Linked DNA regions of Mus musculus: region 1 is linked to region 2. A link is a loop called in an ENCODE intact Hi-C map of the cell type or tissue named here. Cell type or tissue: heart. All regions are shown on one strand. Links, peaks and the distances in the headings refer to the core of each region. The heading gives the core; the rest is flanking DNA.

Evidence for each region. Hi-C counts contacts between places; a loop is a spot of excess contacts. Peaks named below come from ENCODE experiments on the same cell type or tissue, not always from the same donor. Only the 100,000 strongest peaks of a DNase experiment are listed, where the experiment ranks them.
Region 1: a loop joins it to region 2, with 3.0 times the contacts of the local background. A loop is called at or near these places in 2 of 42 quality-filtered maps.

The regions. Positions count from the first base shown.
Region 1 is chr17:80,060,463-80,063,210 of GRCm38, forward strand. Hnrnpll (heterogeneous nuclear ribonucleoprotein L-like) reads right to left here and starts at 1,806. Exons shown (of 13, transcript NM_144802.4): 1 at 1,195-1,806. The coding sequence starts at 1,530. 4933407O12Rik reads left to right here and starts at 1,760. Exons shown (of 2, transcript XM_006525248.3): 1 at 1,760-2,110; 2 at 2,211-2,748. The coding sequence starts at 1,778. The coding sequence ends at 2,336. In heart, for the core only: a CTCF peak has its summit at 1,134; DNase peaks (open chromatin) are centred at 899 and 1,859; H3K4me3 peaks cover 2,500 bases; H3K27ac peaks cover 2,500 bases.
Region 2 is chr17:80,207,005-80,209,806 of GRCm38, forward strand. Srsf7 (serine and arginine-rich splicing factor 7) reads right to left here and starts at 301. Exons shown (of 8, transcript NM_146083.2): 1 at 171-301. The coding sequence starts at 198. It also overlaps a transcript of Gemin6 not described here. In heart, for the core only: a CTCF peak has its summit at 1,710 (motif pointing right); a DNase peak (open chromatin) is centred at 367; H3K4me3 peaks cover 910 bases; H3K27ac peaks cover 966 bases.

The DNA of each region.
Region 1 (2,748 bases), core at 1-2,500, 150 kb before region 2:
ACAGTGCTCTTGCAAAGACAGCCCAAGAGCTTGACTCCCAGCACTCGAATCTGGTGAGTCGCAATGAAACTACCTGTAACTCTACCTCTAAGGAACACTAAAACCTTACTAGGCTGCCATGGGTACTTGTTATGAACCCATACATGTAACTTTTTTTTTATTTAAGCTAGACCAACAAAAATTCGAACTTTAGAAAGATAAGCGGCTTCTGATTAAAAAGGGTTGGAACACCTTAATTTTTGGAAGGTGTGCATAACTTCGTCAACTTCTGCTAAGATTTGATCTCAAATGTATTAAGTGTTTAAATAATATCTTAAGTCGTCAAGACCGTTTAAAGGCCCCCAAAAGAGTCAAAACCGTTCGGATTGGTTTGTTTCCTTAAAGTCTCCATGGAACTGAAGTTGTGGGTTGCGCTGTCCACATTCCTCCAGCCTCCAGCTAAACGTTTCTGATAAAGGAGGACTCGAGGAATGTGTGACTGAATTCCCACAGCTCTGCATTCATTTCCTTCTGTGGGGGACAAACTTGAAGTACATTATGAATGAAGAACTCTCGTCATCTGAACGCCTTTTATTTGACAGCAGGGACAGACACACACACACACACTTAGATCACCGGCCCACTCATTTCTGTAACAAGAAAACTTATCTTGGCCATTGCCTGGCCTGAATGAACCCCATGCCCACAAAGCCTTTTCTATAGAAAGATATTAAACTAGCGAGGGCTAAACTACGGGGAGAGCACGAGGGCGCAATTTGTCATTGCATCGCGGTTCCCACGGAGACGAGGCCACGAGAGCCTTCCCGTTATGGTTGCCCAGCGTGAGGATGATGCGGGTCGGGGAGGCCGGGTCCCCAGCACAGCCTCGGAGCCGGAGTTGCTCAACTAACAAAGAGCGGATCCCGCCGAGGGCGCGCGGCGCAGCCTCCCGGAGCGGAAGCGACACCCGCCCGCCCCCGCCGCCCCCACCCCGCTACCCTCCCCAAGTTCAGGGCCCGGACTCCGGGAGGCCCGGCACCCCAAGCCCACCCAAAGCCGGCATTCGGGATTCGGGGATCGTGGGCAATAAAGGAAAGAATCAGTCCGAGTCGCCAGCTACGCGCTCGGCGTGCACGCAGCGGCAAAGGCGGCCAGGCCGAACCCCCGCCGCCGGGCCCTGCTGGAGGGACGCGGCGCGGCGCCGCGCTTTGTTACCGTGGACAGGGGCATGCTCCGAGGGCCACCGCCGCTGCCACCTTCGTCGCCGCCGCTCCCTCCCTCATCGCCGTCGCCTTCGTCGCCTTCTTCTCCACCTTCGCCTTCCTCGCCGTCGCCGCCGCCGCCGCTGCCTCCGTCTCCGTCGCCTCCGTCGCCGCCGCCGCTGTCGCTATCGCTCCCCGCCTGAGGCGTCGCTTCCTGGCGATTCTCGCTCTCCTCGGCCGAGTAGACGATCTCTCCCTCCTCGGTCTTGAGGCGCTTGGCCTGGCTCTCGAACTCCCGGTCCTCCTCGTACGTCTCCTCCTTGGGGGAGGAGGAGGAGGAGGAGGACATGGCGGCGGCGGTGGAGACGGCGCGGGAGACGGGCCTCAGATGTCGCTGATCGGTCCCCGCCGCGGGCTGCGCCTCCTCGGCGCGGGTCTGAGCTGGCCCGGCGTCCTCCGCGGCGCGCTCCAGGAGCCCGTGACTGAGAAGGGAGCGCGGGCTGAGGGGACGCTTCCCTTTATCTCTCAGCCAGCCTCCAGCCTCTCCCTCCGCCAGCTTCGCGGCTCCCAGCCCCGGGGGGGACGCGAAAGTAAGGATGGGGCCGGGCCGTGGCTTCCGGTCTTCCCTCCTCCCTGATCCGCTCCCCGCCGCTCAGGCGGAGCCTCCACCCCGCCTTGACTGCCGCCGGGCGGGATGGGATCCAGGGCCCGAGAGTTTCCGCCCCCTTGCCGAACTTCCGCCTCCTATTGGAAGAGCGAAAGTCGATCTGGCTTCCAATTGGCTGGAAGAACTGCTCGTCAGAATCCCAGCCTGGACTCTCGCTGGGCTCCGGTCGGGACCGTGCAACGCCCGCTGCGCGCGGTTCCGCAGCGGTTGCAGCCCCGTGGCGGTTAGCGCTGTTAGGCCCTGGCCGCCGCTGAGATACCGGGTGAATGTGAGGAGCCGGCGATGCGTTCGGCAGAGTCGGGGCTGTGGGTGTTAACCGCCTTCCCGCTAATTTGAATGCTTTTCTTCTTCATTTTAAAAAGATGAGGGAGACCTGGAGAATCTTTAAAAAGATGAGGGAAACCTGGAGAATCTCCGCGCACCTAACCACACACAGCCCCCGAAAGCGCGTGGACTCTGCGCCACTAACTAAACAGAACAACCGTTAGCTGTTACTGACTGTGGCGAGCCAGCGAGATGATGCACACAGGTCTGCGCAGGGCATAGGTGACCTGCAAACCGGACCTATTGCTGCAGACATACCTATCCAAGTCCCTGCTGCAGTTACATATTCTCAACCTTCCTCTAAAACCCCTATTCTCACTGTTCTGAATGATCGTCTTCATTTTCCAAAATAGGAAACTCTCACAATCCTGTTCGTTTCCAGCCCACAACTCACTTCCTCTGTGAAGCCTAAAGACTGTTTTAAGGTTTTTAGCTGTTTCTATTTGCAAAAGGCCTTTGAATAACTAAAGGTGTTGTTTTAAAACAAAACAAAACTGGACGTGCTTAAGGGCAGGTACTGTGTTCATTTTTATAATCTAGTTCCAGTACAGTTCACCCCAACCCAATCCACCCCCG
Region 2 (2,802 bases), core at 257-2,756:
CGCTCGCCCTCCTCCTCCCCGCCCCCGCGGCCTCGGGCTTCGTACAGCGTGCGCAGGAGCCGCCATTACGCACGCGGAATAACCGTCTCTAACCGCCGCGCCGCCCCTGCGGCCCCGCTCTGCTCGGTCGGCGGGCAGCACCGTCCTCCCCTGGGGCCCTGGCCGCTTACCTCCTCCATACCGCCCGTAGCGTGACATGATGGCCGGCCCGTGTACTCGGCTCTAGCTTGGAATGCTCACAGCGCGAGTAGCACGGAAGCGGCTGCGCAACCTCCTCTGCCTGCAATCCCGGCGGCACTACAAGGAAGAGGCCGGAGTCGCGCTTATATAGGCGGCGGGCGGGGATTCTTTTTTTCTGCGCATGCGTTGTGTCAACGTTCTGCGCGGCACAAAGAAGCTGGGCGGAAACAGCCTAGAGGCGGGGCGGAGGGAACTTAGAGCGAGACTCTGCGAGCGGAGCGGAGGGATACGTTTCCATGGGAACGCCGGGATCTTGCCCATAAACCTGTGGCCTTCCGGCGGTCTCCTGCTCCCTCCCCTCCCCTTCCCCTTTCCTGAACCCTGTGGGTCCTCCTAACCTCTCCCAACCCTTTTACCTCTTCATTTTAATCTAGGAACTGACAGCGACCGTAACCTAAGTACAGGTACACTAGACCGTTCTGTGAAAGTCCGTAAAATTTAACCGCTGCTGTCCCGGTCGCCACCTTTGGGGTACCTGGCCTAGTCTGTGTTCAGTGATCTTTAAGGCTCAACAGAGGTAATTAAACTAAGACCAGTGTGAAAATAACCCTTACTCCACAGTTATGTCTAATGGTTATTGCATCACGGGCCTCAAAAGGGATGACTTCCCCCGGGGAGTCTGCATAATACCTCTCCTTTTTGCACTGAGTCACTAATTTGTTAGTTTGATCTGAGTACTTGGGGGTTTGCTGAAACAAAGGGATAGGGTTGTGGAGAAGGGGTTCTGGCAATGTTAAAGTTGTGGCAAAACTGTAAAAGTTTGCAAGCATACTGAGCCGAGACAATTCTTGCATCTGAAGCACAAATTTATTTTTCCCTTCTAGTGCTTTGGATTTTTTAAAAGTTGTGTGTGAATTTTTACTTAAAACCTTACAGCTCAGCCACTCAATACGTATCAGTCTCCCTGAGTTGCTTAAAATCTGCCTTTGAATTCTGCATTTGCCAAAATTCAACTCTAAAAAGAGAGCTAAGTTCTTTTTTTTTTAAGATTTATTTATTTATTATATGTGAGTACACTGTAGCTGACTTCAGACACTCCAGAAGAGGGAGTCAGATCTCATTACCGGTGGTTGTGAGCCACCATATGGTTGCAGGGATTTGAACTCATCATTTGAACTCAGGGATGACCTTAGGAAGAGCAGTCAGTGTTCTTACCCACTGAGCCATCTCACCAGCCCAAGTTCTTTTTATCAACCAGCAAAAAACAAACAAACCAAAAAAAACAAAAAACAAAAAACAAAAAACATTACATCGTAACTACTTGGAATACTCAAGGGTTGGAAATTTTACACATAAAAGAGGAAGTTCCTAGGTACGTGTATTTCATCTCCGTTTTCATTTGCTGTGTGTGGATTCAGGTGTGGAGTGCTTTCTCTAAAGGAGTCCTTCTTGGTCAATAAAGCATGAGACTCTTTTAAAAAAAAAAAAAAGATTCATTTGTTATTTATACGAGTACACCGTGGCTGTCTTCAGACACACCAGAAGAGGGCATCAGATACCTTATAGATGGTTGTGAGTCACCATGTGGTTGCTGGGAATTGAACTCAGGACCTCTGGAAGAGCAGTCAGTGCTCTTAACTGCTGAGCCATATCTCTAGCCCCTCCCCCCCTTTTTAAAAGCAAAGACTCTTAAGTACTACTAATTTATATGTATGTTGATTTTCAAATATTTAAAATTATAGTGTCTCAACAAAAATCTCTGGCAAGAAAATAGAAACTCTACACAGTGAAGTATATTGTTCTGCCTCAGTCTTACTACACAGTATATTGTTCTGCCTCAATCTTCCTGTGTTTGCTTGCCACAGGAACTTCTGCAGTCCAGGCCTCCCACAGATTCACTATGTATACAACCCAGAGCTTTTTTTCATGCTAGAGAAATATTCTTCTAATCTGCTTCTCTCTGAAAGGCATTGAGCAATAATTATAAACATTTGTATTCTCTCTGAAGGAATAGCAATTCTATAAAGTCTAATTCCACTTTTTTGTTTGTTTGGGATTTTGTTTGTTTGTTTTTCAAGATTGGAGTCTTTCTGAGTAGCCCTAGCTATCTTGGAATTCTCTCGGTACACCAGGCTAGCCTGGAACTCAGAGAGACCCACCTGCCTCTGTCTCTTGAGTGCTGGGATTAAATGTGTATGCCACCATGCCCAGCCTCTAGATTTGAGTTTAAATGAATCTACTTGGGTCAACACATATTCTAACATTTGCTAATATAAGCTATTGAGTGATTATTATTATGCCACAGTTGTTAAATCTTGGCTATTGGGGGCTGGTGAGATGGCTCAGTGGGTAAGAGCACCCGACTGCTCTTCCGAAGGTCAGGAGTTCAAATCCCAGCAACCACATGGTGGCTCACAACCATCCGATCCTGAGATATGACTCCCTCTTCTGGAGTGTCTGAAGACAGCTACAGTGTACTTACATATAATAAATAAATAAATAAATAAATAAATAAATCTAAAAAAAAATCTTGGCTATTACCACATTAAAGTTGGGGGTTATGGCTAAGACAGGAAAATAATTAGAGGCCAGCCTGGGTTACATAGTATTATAGTATTATAA